Linked DNA regions of Homo sapiens: region 2 is linked to region 1. Evidence: chromatin loops called from intact Hi-C (ENCODE). Cell type or tissue: Caco-2. All regions are shown on one strand. Each heading gives the region's core, and the rest is flanking DNA. Links, peaks and the distances in the headings are about the cores only.

The links. Peaks named below come from ENCODE experiments on the same cell type or tissue, not always from the same donor. Only the 100,000 strongest peaks of a DNase experiment are listed, where the experiment ranks them.
Region 2: it touches region 1 in a loop (4-fold over the local background); 24 of 110 quality-filtered maps call a loop at or near these places.

The regions. Positions count from the first base shown.
Region 1 is chr1:62,281,728-62,290,057 of GRCh38, forward strand. The region is part of intron 1 of KANK4 (KN motif and ankyrin repeat domains 4); the gene reads right to left. Among named protein-coding and RNA genes, the nearest start is that of KANK4, 34 kb to the right of the region's middle. In Caco-2, for the core only: no CTCF peak of the experiment used is centred there; DNase peaks (open chromatin) are centred at 4,584, 5,154 and 6,704; H3K4me3 peaks cover 1,066 bases.
Region 2 is chr1:62,402,555-62,410,884 of GRCh38, forward strand. No RefSeq gene overlaps it. Among named protein-coding and RNA genes, the nearest start is that of USP1, 30 kb to the right of the region's middle. In Caco-2, for the core only: CTCF peaks have their summits at 5,031 (motif pointing left) and 5,241; no DNase peak of the experiment used is centred there.

The DNA.
Region 1 (8,330 bases), core at 242-8,241:
TGCCTTTCTCCCAGGGTGCCCATGAGCTCACAGCCCTCCAAGGAGGAAGATTAAAAACCTGTACACATTTCTAGAGCCCAATTCTGGGTGTTTCTTCATGGAATATTAGCAATAGTTGACATGAAAAGAAGTGGAAGTATTTGGTCCAGCGGTCTTGCTTGGCAGATGAGGAAACTGAGGCTGAGGAGTTAATTGCTCTAAGGTGTCTCAGACTATTCGTGAAGGTGCTAGTATCAGACCCAGGCTTCTGATACCAGCACAGGGCTCTTGCCATAATCTCAAGAGTTGAAATCTACCTATCCCCATCCTGGGAAGGGACTTATAATCCACTTTGCGAAAAAGCTGGAATCAGAGTACCTATAAATGATGTGTGACATGTCAATCAAACAGAAGACAGAGATGACATAATTGCAAGTACTGACAGGGAGCTGCTACTTAGAGGTAATTTCTAACCATGGGCAGAACAAGGGGAAGTTCAACCTGGGTGGCCCGAAGACATGGGTAACTATTCAAGCAGAATATTGCCCTGGCTCTGAATTAGTGTGCCTTGAGGTTTGACCATAAATTCTCCCCAAAGTTTTAATCCATTTCCAGGACTCTTTCTTCAAATGGTAAACATCCTAGCTCCTGCCCCCATTACAATGAATCACCCAGGAAATTGGCTTTTTATGATTGTAACTCCACATACATCAGAATAATGAATTATCTGTGACACCGCAGCAGTGGAAGCAGGGTTGTTTTAGGAATTCCAATGTGCTTGACAATGAACTCCAGACCAGGAAAGTGAACCAGTGATGAGGGAAGGACTGGGAGAAACTGAGAGTGAAAGAAAAGGATGATGGGTGGCCCCCAGAAACCAAGGATGGAAAAAAGGGGACAAACAAGTAACTGGAGAAGAGGGCTGGAAAAGATGAGGCCTGTCAAATAAGAGAGAAATGCCAAAGTTTGCCACCAGAAAGTTTAGCATCACTTCTTCCTGCGAGTGCTGCTTCTGCCTCATCTCCTCCAGCCCGTTTGCCAAGCAGCTGCCAGACAGGCCTTGCCCTATCCAGGTGGATGGAGCCCCAAAGGGCAGGCATGTTTTCTAGAAGCAGAGACAATCCTTGCAGAAGGATTGGCACACTGAGTACCTTGCTTACCTCTGAGGCAGCAGGCAGTGCACCAGCACATCCTGGTTTGTTGAAAACAAAGAGCTAGAGAAGTTAGAGACAAGGGAGCTGAGAGTGTAGGTGGTCTTGCAGAGGCTGAGAGTGGCCGCCAAGGAGGCAGACGGTGGAGAGGTGTGGAAGGTTCTAACCTGGGGTGAGGCAGGCTTGCCCTTGTTATAAAGAGAAGGCTCCCAGGCAGAGAACACCGCTGCCTCTCTCACCACCCCAGCTCTGCAGTCTGCAGCAGGCGATGCTGGCATGCAGGAGGCAGTGGCAGGTGAAGCCTGCAGAAGAAAAGAGTGAGGTGGCAAACCCTAAGCTTGACCCTTCATCTCCACCATCGCAGCCTCTCCTGCTCCTGCTCCCCTCTCCCTCCCACCCCTGTAACATTACTAAGCAACGGGCAGAGCTGGGAGTACTTGACATTCATGAATTATCTCATGCAATCTTTACACCATCACCCAAAGAGGATTATTATTATTCCTATTTTTAAGGGAGGGAGACTGAGGCTGAGAGAGTTGACAGGGCTGATCCATGTCACATAACAAGCAAGTGTTGTAGCAGGATGTGCCCTCAAGTCTAGCCGACTCCAAGCCTGGGTTGGGAACAAAAGTGATTTGTAAGCCTTTGTCCACCCTGTAAGTCAGCCGGGTTCCCTGACACTATGACTGATCTTTAATTCCCCCTGTGAGGGGAAATGCTTCTGACTGGTGCTTCTCTGCCTCTCCCACAGTAAACACAAAAAGCCTCTGGGCTTAGAGGAGAACTGCTCTCTTGTAAAGCCTCCTGAGCCAAAGGAGAGCTCTGCTTCTCCAAGGCTGGAGAAGCTCCTACTGCAGAGGAGGGGGCCACTTGGGTACAGCTGGACTTTTGGCTTCACAAACTCTCATCATCAGCCTAGGGACTTTTCAATCACACGCCTAGCCTTTGGTTAGAATTAGGAATTCAGCCCATCGTATATCAGATCATATGATTTTAAAGAATTATTCAGCACACATTAGGTCAAATTTCATTAAAAAGAACTCTGTAGAGACCTCGAAGATTTCTCTTAGACTTGGATTTCTCTTAGACTTGGATTTCAGTAAAATTAATCATTTCAAGGCTACAGAAATTAAGTGGAGCTGACACCCAACTCTCAAAGGAGGGGTTTCTCGGCAACTTTTTACTCTAAAGGGCTCATAATACAGGAAGGAAGGAAGGAGGGATCTGTCGTGTGCACAAGTCACCACTTCCAGCCCCGACTCCCACCCCCAGCCTTCCGCACTTTCCTCCATGGTCCTAGCAACAGACATCGTGGAGCTTAGCTAAGGGAGTTTCCTTCCAGTGGGCAATGCTCAGTGTGGTTAGGTTAGGTAAAAATAACTGCCACATCAACATATGCATGCTACCTTGTTTGCAATAAAACAGAATATGAAAATAGCTTTATGGGACACAGTTCCCCTTTAAAATGGAATTTTGCAACTCTCTGGAGCATTTAAAGCTTTGACATAAAGCCATTTCTTTTGATCTCAGCTCACTGCAATCTCCGCCTCCTGGGTTCAAGCCATTCTCCTGCCTCAGCCTCCCGAGTAGCTGGGATTACGGTCGCGCGCGCTACCATGCCCAGCTAATTTTTGTATTTTTAGTAGAGATGGGGTTTCACTATGTTGGCCAGGCTGGCCTTGAACTCCTGACTTCAGGTGATCCGCCCACCTTGGCCTCCCAAAGTGCTGGGATTACAGGGGTGAGCCACGGCACCTGATCATAAAGCCATTTCTTACCCATTCTGTTAAGTTGTATCCCCACTGTTCAGAACCTTTAAATACCTGGTGTTATTACGTTACTTTTCATTTGTTTTTGTCCTATGCCAGGATCAAGGATCCAGAGTTAGGGCCCAACCTCTCTCCATAGCTCATCATATTCTAGATGTTTTGGGCATACATAGCTTGCTTTCTCTCTAGCTCTTCTCCCCTACTAATCTGTAAGCTTGTGAAGGTCAGAATTATTGCAAGTCTTATTCCCATGTCACCCCCAACTCCTCATGTCTAACTCACGGCAGACACTCAGTCCATGGTTCTTAGATGAACAAAATAAAAGGAACAAAATTGTCTGTCTTCAAAGGGAACCCATGGAAAGAAACTAACAAGAGCTAAGCACTTACACTGGGAATCAGCTACTGGGTATACTTTCTCATTTCATCCTCATACAAGCAATCCTAGGAAACAGGAACATGTCCAAGTTACAAACGAGGAAACTAAGGCACAAAGAGTCCATGTGGCTAATCCAAAGTTCTCCAGTTAATTAGGAGCAGGATAGCTTGTGTGACTCCATCATTCCACAGTGCCTTTCCAAGCCTATGGGGCGGTAAGGAGGTGAGGACCAAGGCTGACCATTCAAAAATCCAGCAAAGAAGTGGTCACTTGGCAGACAGCGATGATAGTCCACGTGCAGCTACCAGGCCAGACTGGAAACCATTCCAGCTGGGTCCACCCTCAGTGCCCAGGAACATGGGTTTCCCCAGGTAAGCCCAACTCCTGCAGCATTTATCCGCACCCTCTCCTCTCCACACTTACGCCTTTTATGATGCCATTTTCAAGCTCATTTCTAACCTCAAATCCAAATATAAAGAGACCTTCCCTTACTTAGTCTTGAAACAAACCTGGTTCTGTACTTTTGTTCTCTTCAAACCTCTTTTTATTCTGCAATAATAAAAATGTGGTATTTCATCCCAGAGCAGGCTGCATGCCAAAATAAATAGCACCTTGGATTTCCTTGAAAAGACAGCTTGGCTCAAGTCTCAGCCTCATTGCCACGAGAATTCTTGGAGAATTCAACCTTACAAAGTCAAGTATTTAGCAAGGTAGTTCACCAAACAACAACCCTGCCAATCCCTGCATGATCCCTTGCAAAGACAAAGCACTCTTTCCATAAGAAAAAAAAAAAAATCACCTGTACCTTGGACTGATCATGCCAAGATGATGAGAGCTTCCTCTTTCCCCATCCCAGGACCCCAGCCTTTCAAGTGCAAATATTCCCTGTGCCAAGAAGCAGGAGGCATCTGACCGCTGCTTCTAAACATTGAGAGGGCCGAAGCCGGGACACCAGAGGAGGTGAGAAGCACTGAGAAAGATTCTGCCAACTGAGTTCTCCAGCGGGCTCACCTCCTGCCGACCTGGCAAACAGAGATGAGTCCTGCTCAATAAATGACACATTAACACAATCTCATTAACTCCATTCCCACGTTTTTTGCAAGTGTGTGTCATTTTCGCCTGCATTGCAGCAGCTGAATCTGGAGCTTCACGAAGAAGAGAAAACAGTCGGGAGGAACGCTGTGCCCACATTACCTTCCCTTGCATCCTCCTGCTGCATAGCCCACAGCAGGGAGGACTCGTCTCCTTCCCAGAAAGCCAGGTTTCGGCTGCAGGGCCGGAGCTGATAGCTCGTGCCTTCAGCACAGCTGTGTCTGTTTCGCAGCTGTTAAAGGACTTGGTCAGGTAATCCCTGACCTTGCTGGAAAAGCAAATACTGACTTCCTTTTTGCTCCCGGGAATAGGTGAGTGGGGTCAGAAACGAATTCACTGCTCAATAAACTAAGACTGGATCTTGCAGAAAGAGGAAGAACGCTCAAATCCTTAACTAGAAAGTTAGTTCCCAGAGCTGCCATCGCTTCCGAGGAACACATCTAGAGACATCCAAACAACACACAATCTTCCTTCTTGACTCCTCCGAATCTGGCAGCTCATCTGAGCAGCTATAATTAATTATGAGCTTCTTCCTCCCTGCAGCTGATGTGGCTCATTAATGAATTTGTTCCTAATGAGGACGTAGCCTCCTTAGAGTTGAAACCCTTCAGTAGTGCATCACTTTCTTCCTGGCTCCGCTTTAGAAACATCCTTCCCTACCCCCTCCTGGGGCCCCAGGACCACATGAAGCCTCTGATCATTAAACAAACGGAAATCTGTCGGGGCAGAGCCGAGACAGGAACAATGACCAGTAAATTCCTGGGGCTGGACTGGCAGCTCCTTATTCCTGCTGCTCTACCAATCTGCTGCCCTAGAGCACCAAAACACACCCAGTTCTGGCAGGAATGAAAAAGCAAGGAAGTACCTGCTGTGACGACCAAATTACTGTTCAGTGGATCCACTTCCAGGCAGGGTTTCTAACTGCAGCGCAGACCAGAGACTCCGAGAGGCGGGGTGCAGGAGCCAGGGAGCAGGCAGCTGCCAGAGGAGCAAGGTTTCAGAGTGTCCCGGGCAAGCACAGTGGAGGGTCTTCCTACAGCCCAAAGCTGCTGCAGTTCTTAGGAGCAGAGACAGGTGTGAGGTGCAGGCACCAGACTCTACACTCTCCAAACCCTGTGCTGCTCCCGGACCTGAAAGGAGCGGGGATGGTCCAGGAGGGGCCAGGAAAGCGTCTGGGTTCCTTTATGCAGACTCAGTAAAAGGATTAGAGGGACCTTGTTCCTTCGCCTCCTGGTGCTCTAACCAAGTGAGGCTGTGCTGGGAAATGAAGCCTCACAGTAAGACACATCACATGTAGCCCTGACCTTCACTGATACTGACTGTCTGGATGTGCCTTCCAAGACCAGAGCAGGTTCCTGTCTAACCCATGCTGAAATTGATGCTGGCAAGGAGTGTCACCCTGAAACGCTGCCTGCATCGAGCCTGGTACACTTGCAAAGCACTTTCCGTCCTGTGTCTCATTTATCCTTGCATCAATGCTTGAAGCAGCCAGACCAGGGATGAATCTCCCCATTGTAAAGGTGAAGAAAATGAGAGACAGTCTAAGTGGTTTCTCTTGGGTCATCCAAGAGCAGAGTGTCCTGGGGTAAAGTTCTCTGTTCTTCCCATTGCCCTAGATCAAGTTCCTTACTTTTCTTGGAAGATTCTAGAGACTCTTGCTCAAGATGGAGGTTAGGAGACTTTGCAAAGTACACAGGATGACGTGGTGGTAGGCAAGTCTATGGAATACCAACATCACTTTTCTCAACTGGTAAAAGTATTTTTCCAGTTAGCTGAGTACGCAGACCAATCATCAGAATAAAAAAAGAATCCAAAGTATACCTTGAACTCTAAGGGTATAGAAAAAATATACTGCGGAGCAAACTGCTTCTCTGATACACTTCAAATGATCATTGACTATCCTTTCTAAACTGGCTAGAGAACAGCTGGAGGCACGCAGCATTTCTCTAAGATGCAGATGGAAGAAAAGCCCTCCATGTTACCAGCATCCCCAACCCCTATGCCTTACTCAGACGTATGTTTAAGACCAGCAGCCAGCTTCATGCTCCTACCAAGCCACACAGACCATCTCCTGAACCAAACATGTTTATCCACAAGAACTTTCCTGACAAGAATCACGGGACTGGAGGGAGGTTTGGCTCCTTTTGCAATTTAGAAATGCTCAACTTCTATGGCCCAGGTCCCTTCTGCCCCATGATGGAAAAAAAGGTGAACTGTCCAAGTCCAGCAAGATGGGGGCTAGGCCAGAGGGGAAAAGAGGTTCAGCTATCTGAAGAATGCACCTTTTATCTAAGCAATCCCTTAGGCTTTTGCACTTTACTCAGAAAGGTCAGCGCTTTGGTAGGCTGTATGGCTGCACAGGGCTGAGAAGGGCACGCTTGTTAGGTATTCACACACTCAAATAGAGCCTCTCTGAGCAGACTGGTCACAGACACAGTCATTCCCACAGAATGCAACTTAAATAGGCAGAGAAAGAAATTATGCATGTGAGACCTGTGGGTGCAGCCATCCAGGAGGGAAATCAGCTATTCTAAAGATTGACTCTACAAAGCAGATGTAATTTTCTGAGGGAAGAAGCTGGGCCAGTTGTAGGGAGAGAGGAGGCTGCATTAACCAATGAAAAATGCTCCTTGGAGGGAAAAAAGGCATTAGACTTGCAAGGAAAAAGACCCCCACTCCACATCTCTTTTTTCATTTGGATGCTTCCAAAATGTTCTTGGTCCGTGACTTAAACATACCGTAAAATCAAACTGCCAATTGCCAAATGAGGAAGTGGTATGAGCAGGCAATTCATCAAAGAAGAAATACAAATGGTTAATATTTGAGAAATGTATAACCTCACAAATTAATAAAAAAGATGTCAGATAAATCCTGACATGCCATACCCTACAATGAGCCGGGTACTCTGGTCCAATCCAAACAGCATCCTATTCCCAAAAAAACTCTGCCAAGCTTGTCCAACTCGCCTTATTTTGTTGTTGTTCTGTTTTGTTTTGTTTTAGGCTTTTAGTGCCTGAAGACATAGGTTTTAGTTTCTGTCTCTAGTGATAAGTGGAAAAGACGGATGAGGAAAGGTCTTTACTGGCCTAACCAGAAACAGAAATTAAGAACCCGTGAGTGCATTCTCTCCCTTGGACACCCCTGCGTACTGTTACTTCTATTGTCCAAAGTCAAAGCAGAGGCCTAAAGCACTTGCCCAGGTATCGAGACCATCAGAGCCAAGATTTGAATCCATGTTTTTCTGATGCTAATATGCTGCTCTTAACCATGGTACAGCAGACTCTCTTATGAGTTAGAAAAATGTTTTTTTCAAAGAGCCTCAGTGTTGATGAGGAGGGGACTCACCCTCCCCAGAAGATTGCAGCAGAGTGGGGGCAGCTGCGGCCAAGAGAGGAACTTCAGGCCGTGGCAATACCTCTGAGCACACCACGACTGTCTCCCAGTACACTGCCTGCGTGTCCAATGGCACTGTCCAGTTTGTGCATGTGCATAGGGGAATTCAAAATCAAATACAGCAAAATACAATGGTGAAGACAGAAGAAGACAAAAAAAGGTCATAGTCACATGTGATTTCTTTCCTTGGTGGTCTAGGAATCATAACTATTATGATGTATTCTTGGAAAATAAAAAATAAATTATTTGGGGGGAAAGAGATGGGAAGTCAACATAATTCTGCCACCTGGCTACAGCAATTTTCATGATCACCTATTTTGTATATTTAACATAATTGAAGGGCAAGTTCTATAGTGGACTTGTAGCCTGGGCTCCAAGTCAAGTACTAGCTGAAATGCCAGCTTTGCCAATGACTGACTGTATAATCTTGCTCACATTACTGAACTTCCCTGTGCCTCAGTTGCTTTGCTTGTGAAATAAGACTAGCAGTATTTCCTATAAGTCACGGAGCTGTCAGAAAGATTAAATAGGATGACAATACATGCAAACCACTTAGGACAGAGTCCGG
Region 2 (8,330 bases), core at 229-8,228, 120 kb after region 1:
CCCAGCTGTGGGGAGAGGAGGGCGTGAGAGACTGGGAGCCAGGTGGGGCTGGACAACTATTGTTCTACTTGAATTTTTTTTTAGAGATGGGGTCTCACTCTGTTGCTCAGAATGGAGTGCAGTGGCGCAATCATAGCTCACTTCAGGCTCTAACTTCTGGCCTCAAGCAATCCTCCTGCCTCAACTCTGAGTTGCATGGACTGCACATCCTGCTAATTTTTAAATTGCTTATAGAAATGGGGTCCTACTATGTTGCCCAAGCTGGTCTCGAATTCCCAGCCTCAAGCGATCCTCCTTCCTCTGCCTCCCAAAGAGCTGAGATTACAGGAATGAACCACCACCGTGCCTGACTTGTTTTACTTGATGAATGCTTGTTAAGAATAAAACCTGGCCATGCGCGGTGGCTCACACCTGTAATCCTAGCACTTTGGGAGGCCAAGGCGGGCGGATCACCTGAGGTCAGGAGTTCAAGACCAGCCTGGGCAACATAGTGAAACCCTGTCTCTACTAAAATACAAAAATTAGCTGGGCATGATGGCGGGTGCCTGTAATCCCAGCTACTTGGGAGGCTGAGACCAGAGAATCGCTTGAACCCAGGAGATAGTGGTTGCAGTGGGCTGAGATCGTGCCACTGGACTCCAGCCTGGATGGCTGAGCAAAACTCCGTCTCAAAAAAAAAAAACAATAAAATTTGCAAAAAGAAGCTCATAATTCTCATTCCAAGACTGTTTCAAATTCCAAATACATGGATCCGAAAATGTCAAGCTCTCTTAAATTTGGGTACTGTCTGTGAGACCAGTTAGTGAGGTTAGTCTTTCTGTTCCATCTGCCCCTCTCTCTGCCTCCCAGCTTAGCCTTGATTCCATCACATGGGCTGGAGTGGGAGCCTCAGAGGAGGCTGGACTTCCCTGGTGTGCTTGCAGCTAAAGTCATCACTTTGGTGAGCATGTTTCCTGAAGGAAGAATGACATACGAGTTCACCAATGACAATTTCTCTACATGGAGTCCTGTGGGCAGTCAAAAACACAGGCCCACCATGTAACTTCTAAAATAATGAATTGGTAATACTGGATGTCAGTGAAAGCAAACCACCCTGATGAGATGAATGCTGGCAGGCATGGAAAGGTCTAGCCATCCCTTCTCATCAGCGGACGGCTGGTCTCATCAGGACACAGCTCCCCCTCTTCTGGCCCTAAGGGAACCTGATCTCCCAGCAGATGAGGACTGTGAATCCGCTCCTGGATTTGGCAAAATTGAGGAGGTTTCTGTGGTGACCTGGGCAAAAGCCTGATTAGAGTAAGCTTAGGGAAGGATTGGAGGACAGAGAATTGGAGACAGTGAGAACTCACAGCTTTTTCAAGAATGATTAAAGAAATGAGACCAGACTGGGTGCGGTGGCTCACGCCTGTAATCCCAGCACTTTGGGAGGCCAAGGCCGGTGGATCACAAGGTCAGGAGTTCCAGACCAGCCTGGCCAACATGGTGAAACCCCGTCTCTACTAAAAATACAAAAATTAGCTGGGCATGGTGGCACACACCTGTAATCCCAGCTACTGGGAAGGCTGAGGCAGGAGAATCACTTGAACCCGGGAGGCAGAGGTTGCAGTGAGCTGAGATTACGCCACTGCACAACAGAGTGAGACTGTTTCAAAAAGAAAAGAAAAGAAAAGAAAAGAAAAGAAAAGAAATGAGACCATAATTGGCAGGCAGAGGGAGGTGGTGTGGGGGTGCTGGGACCAAATAAGATATAAGATGGAAGGAAAAATGGCACAACTGTATGCTTGGGAAGAGTAGAGAAGGAAGAACTGATGTCAGAAATGGATGGAAGGCCCCAGTGGAGTTGAAAGATGATTGAGCTGGGATACTAGAGAGAGAAAGCTGAAAAGAGACTGTGAGTGGCAAGTGGCAAGTGGGATGTTTGACATTGAGATCATAAAGAGCACAGAGGCCCAGCACGGTGGCTCACGCCTGTGCCATCCCAGCACTTTGGGAGGCCAAGGCAGGAGGATTACATGAGCCCAGGAATTCAAGACCAGCTTGGGCAACATTGTGAGACCCCCATCTCTACAAAATTAAAATTAAAATTAAAATTAAAAAAATAAAGAGCACAGACACTATCTTGAATCCACAGAAAAGTATCCTGCAGAGGGCTGACCTTACTGCCTGTGTGCAGGCTCCTTCTTGAATTATGCTGAGAAGGCTTCTAGTTCAGCGGAGGATCATGAGGATGAGGAGCATGCACTACGGATGACTGAGTAGTGAGGCTGAAATACCTAGGTCCCCAAGGGCTCTGAAACAGAGCCATTCTATTCACCCTGGGCTGCCTCTCACAGGACTTCCACCTGAGAGAAAAAGCTCCTCTCTCCCTTGGGTTCCTGTTATTCTGAGTCTCAGTTCTTTGCAGATGAACCCAATTCTAACTAATAGGAATAGTAATAGAAAAGAAGCCACTGTAACAAAATTGTACCAAATAAAATAGAATTTAGGGCTAAAAGTAATAAATAGAAAGTAGGACAGTATCTGATGATAAAAGGATTGATCAAAAAATCATAAATTTAAATGGACTTATTAATATAGCTTGTTATATGTTAGTAGACTATAAGAAATGATAGTTTAAGTGGACAAAAATAGTATTAAATAAGAAAGAGTGTACATATACAAAAATTACCATGTATTATGTCCTAAAGTTTATTCTTAGTTGCTGAAAAATGAATCTACTCAAGCTAATTTAAGCAGAGAAGAGCTAATAAGATATTAGGTAACTCCCCAGTTCTCCAGGTAGGGCTGACAGCCAGGTTTGTATATCAGGACCCACACATCTAGGAAAAATGCCTACTCACATCATGAGATTGTCCTAGCAGAAACATCACTGCCATCGCCTCCACCACTTGACACTCTGCACCTTTGACAGTAGGAACAAGATCCCAGTCAGTGCTCCCTGCAGGAGGCGGCAGCCTCATTCTGTCTAGTGCAGAATGGCTGCTTGATGGAAGCTAGTTAAGTAAAAGTCTTACCATGCTCAAAAAGCCACCAGCCCAGACAGTTTTTTTTTTGTTTTTTTTTTTGTTGTTGTTGTTTTTGAGATGGAGTCTTGCTCTGTCACCCAGGCTGGAGTGCATTGGTGTAGTCTCGGCTCACTGCAACCTCCGCTTCCTGGGTTCAAGCAATTTTCCTGCCTCAGCCTCCTGAGTAGCTGGGATTACAGGCACCCGCCACCACGCCCGGCTAATTTTTGTATTTTTAGTACTGACAGGGTTTCACCATGTTGGCCAGGCTGGTCTTGAACTCCTGACCTCATGATGCACAGGCCTCGGCCTCCCAAAGTGCTGGGATTACAGGCGTGAGCCACCACTCCCGGCTGCCCAGTTTTATATGCAAGCTCTGTTACACCTTCATAGAAGAAATAAGCCCTTATAGATGTTTTTCATAGAATAGAAAAAGAGGGAAAGCTGTCCAACTCACTTTATGAGACTAGTATAATGTTGATACTCCCCAAAATAAGAAGAGTACAAGAAAATACAATTGTAAGCCATGCTCTCTTATGAATGTAGATGCAAACCTTTTTTAAAAAAGTTAACAAATCAGAAAACCAAATGCCACATGTCCTCATAAGTGGGGGCTAAACATTGAGCACACATGGACATAAACATGGGAACAGACACTGCGGACTGCTCAAGTAGGGAAGGAGGGAGAGGGGCATGGGTTGAAAAACCACCTATTGGGTACTGTGCTGACTACCTGGGTGCAATATCCCCAAGTCACAAGCCTGCATCTGTACCTGCTATATCTAAAATAAAAGTCGAAATTTTTTTTAAGTCACAAATCAAATTTAGTACCATATTAGGAAAAAAACAAAAACAAAAAAACAACCTTCCTGGCCAAGTAGGGCCCTTGGGAACACCAGATAGAAAGAGGTAATGCAGCCTATGGTTAAGAGACAGGTCTGGAGCCAGTGTATTTGCCGCTGTCTAGCTGTATGGCCTGGGGCAATTTACCTAACCTCTCTGCACCTAGGTTTTCTCACCTGTAAAATGAATGTAACAATAGTTCTTACCTGATAGGATAGTTGTGTGAACTAAATGAGTAAATTAAGTCAAGAACATAGAAGAGAGACTTAATTAGTTGTCATTACCTCACCAAATGCAGTGGAGATAGAGGCCAATAAACAAGGATGCAACACAAGACTGACAGCAGCTGATGCTGGCCAAGGATGACAACAAACCAGAAACCTCCTCCTTCCCTTCATGCCACATGAGTCTATCAGAGCCCGGATGCTACCTTGGGGACCAACATGGAGCAGGATGGGTAGAAGCTGGAATTAACTGAGCATTGGCTGTGATTGAGATTTTCTGCTACGTTGTTCCTCTACTGAGAATCCCTACTGATTCTGAAATCTGATCTACGTCTGGAATCTCCTCCTGATCTGTGGGGTATTGCTATCAGATGCAAGAAGACTAGCTAAGGCCAGGCGCAGTGGCTCAAACCTGTAATCCCAGCACTTTGAGAGGCCGAGGCGGGTGGATCGCCTGAGGTCAGGAGTTCGAGATCAGCCTGGCCAACATGGTGAAACCCTGTCTCTACTAAAAATACAAAAATTAGCCAGGTGTGGTGGTGGGGAAACTGTTTTTAATAGAGTAATGGAGGTGAAAACCACGCTGAAGAGTAAATATTAACGAGGGGCTTGGTATCCCTTGTTTTATATAACTGTAGGTCTATCTAATTCCAAAGCCCATACTGCTCACTTTTCAACATCCTGCTAAATTGTCACTCTTCCCTCCTGCTTTTCTTTAACCAGTATATTGATTAAACCACACAAGCAAAGAAACGTGCCCAACTGCCTAGAGTACTAGCTAACAGAGTCTGGATAAATTACTAGCAATACTTATTGTTTAATACAATTCTGTTTTTTGTCCTTATAACAATTACACATTCTGACCTCCACATACATAATGAATGTGGAGAACCATCTTTTGGCCTCCCCAGGCCACTATCTTTTGGAAAACCAGCAAATTTAAAGACCAACCAACACTATGATGTGAGCGCCACCTACTGTTAAGAAACTTAAAAGCACATCTCAGATAGTCCTCATATCTTGAATTGGTTCAAAGTATTAAAGCACATGTTCCAGAGATACTTCAGTTGGATAAATCGTAGGTGATACTTACTTTCAGTTAACTAGTTAAAAGGTTAAAACTTTAAAGGTTCCCTTTAATTTTTTTTTTGAGACAGTCTCGCTCCATCCCCCAAGCTAGAGTGCAGTGGTGCGATCTCGGCTCACTGCAACCTCTGCCTCCCAGGTTCAAGCGATTCTCGTGCCTCAGCCTCCCCAGTAGCTGGGATTACAGGCGCCTGCCACCAGGCCTGAGTAATTTTTTGTATTTTTAATAGAAACAGGGTTTCGCCACGTTGGCCAGGATGATCTCGAACTCCTGACCTCAGGTGATCTGCCCGCCTTGGCCTCACAAAGTGCTGGAATTATAGGAGTGAGCCACCGTGCCGGCCAAGTTCCCTTTAATTTTTTTCTCTTTAACCTTTAGTTAATTAGTAAACTGGTCAATTATTTGTGCATGTTCTCTCTTTTAACTACAAAATTCTGTCTTTTAACTACTTAAGAAGTTTTAAGTTTTACAATTTAAGTTGTTTTATATGTAATGTTGAATGTTTTAAATAGTGGACATTTCTAAGACCTACTTGGTGGGCTTGCATTTGAAAACTTCAACCTGGCTGGGTACAGTGGCTTACACTTGTAATCCCAGCACTTTGGGAAGCCGAGGTGGGCAGATCACCTGAGGTCAGGAGTTCAAGACCAGCCTGGCCAACATGGCAAACCCCATCTCTACTAAAAATATAAAAATTAGCTGTGCATAGTTGCACATGCCTGTAATCCCAGCTGCTCCGGAGGCTGAGGCAGGAGAATCACTTGAACCCTGGAGGCAGAGGATGCAGTGAGCTAAGATCACGCCATTGCACTCCAGCCAGGCCCTAGATACTAGAAATCTAGGGTTTTAAAAAATTATCTCAATGTAGAGCAAACAATATAAAAATATAACAAAAGGCTAAGTGGTATAATGGAAGTCTCTGTGAAGAAAAATCAGAAAAGTTTGCTGTGGGCTTTTCTACAGAGGCAACTTTTGAACTACAGAATGTCAGAACAGGTAAGAATTTATTCATTTGTCCATTTATTTATTAAGTACCTACTATATTCACAAAGACAAATAATGCAGGATTCACTTTCTAAAAGAAGCCACAGCCTAACAGAGGAGGTAGATATATAAACAAATTATTTATTCCTCCCCATCCCTTTGTATAAAATCAGAATAAAATATGTTAATTAGGAATGGAAATATAAACATCAAGAGACTCAGATACGTACACAAAGGAGTCAACACTTGGTATAAAGTACTATAACAGGAGTAAGTCCTATGTGAAATGGTAACATAAAGATGACTTGATTAACCTCATTACTTGGTGAGTCCTACAGAAATATGAGTTCCTAAAGGGTGAAATTTGATCCTATTAATTTTGTAACTCCTGGACCAGCACTGGGGCTGGAACACAGTGGCCAGTCAAAGCTGGCTGAATTGTGCGCAGAGGAGGGAAAGGACGGACAAAGAAGGCTCATCAAGAAGATGATCAGCTAGGCGCAGTGTCTCACGCCTGTAATCCCAGCACTTTGGGAGGCCAAGGCAGGTGGATTGCATGAGCTTAGGAGTTCAAGACCAACCTGGCCATCATGGTGAAACCCTGTCTCTACTAAAAGTACAAAAAAATAGCCAGGTGTGGTAGTGCACGCCTGTGGTCTCAGTTACTCAGGAGGCGGAGGTGGGAGGATCCCTTGAGCCCCGGAAGTTGAGGCTTCTGTGAGCCGTGATTGCACCACTACACTCCAGCCTGGGCAACAAAGCCAAACCCTGTCTCAAATTCAACAACAACAACAACAACAACAAAACTAGGAATTTAAGTTAAGGAGTTTTCAAGGTTAACAAAAGGAGATGGGGGTGAGAAAAAAAGAGTACTCTGAGTAAAGGAATCAATATGGAAAAAAAAAACAGATTTGTTGAACAACATAGCTCACTGGGGAAAACGCAAATAACTCAGTATATTTGGAGTATAGGGTGGGAAGAGGGAAGTGACTAGATTGGAGAAATAGGGGCAAACTTACACCATGGAGGGGTTTGCATGCCGAACACGGGAGATAGGACATTAACTATACATAGATGGATGTCTTAGAAAGACAGCCCTCCTGGCAATGGAAAGGATGGATCAGAGTGAGAAAGAGACTAAATAGGAGGAACTTGACAGGAAGGTGTGAAAGTAGAGAGTGGAGACAAACTAAGGCCACAGAGAGAAAGGGACAGATTCAAAAGTTTTTTGTGATGTCCATTTTGTTGCTATGAAAGACTAGAGATCCTTAAATTCTTCTGCTGTATATCATCTAAAAATACTCAACAAAATACTAACACACACACACACACACACACACACACACACACACACACACACAGGCTCTGTCTGACTCTTAGATGATTAGAAGGAAAGGGAAACCTGAAGAAGTCCGGGATGAAATGGGAACATAAAAGCAGGGAGGGGAGTATGAATGAGGAAATTAACCCAAGAAGTTGATGGTGACACCATCAGATAACCTAGAAGCATACATGGACCAATGGCAGGTGCATCACTGCACAGAGGAACCTGGGAATAAAGCCTTGGGCCCACCCAGGGCAGAGAGCCAGCAGAGACCACCACAGGTAAAGCTAGGACTCAGGAACAGGAAAATACTGTTCCTGGGAACCTGGGGAAAATAATCTTCCCCACAAATGTAGAGAACAGGGAAAATGGTTTGTTTTGCCCTTGGCTTGAAGAGAAAGTTTTAAAAGTTCCCTGAGAATTTTAGTGATTGACCAACTCTCACACAGGTTTTGGGCCTGAATCTACATGAGTGTCTTAAAAACTGCAATATACCTCGCCGTGATACACACACATCATAAATCACTATTTAAAATGGACCAGGTCTGGAGTGCCTCAAGGCATAAGTGAGAAATTGAAGAAATCCTCCTTGGGAAAAATATGGGATTTTTTTTTCTATGGCTGCTATAAAAAAATGCCAAAAATATAGTGACTTAAAACAACACACATTTATTACCTTACAGTTCCACGGGTCAGAAGTCCAATGTGAACCTCAATAGGCTAAGATGAAAGTGTAAGCAAGGGGCACAGTGGTGCACACCTGTCATCCTAGCTACTCAGGAGGCTGAGGTGGGAGGATCACTGGAGCCAGGGAGTTTGAAACCAGGCCAGGCAACATAGCAACCAGCAGGGCTGCATTCCTC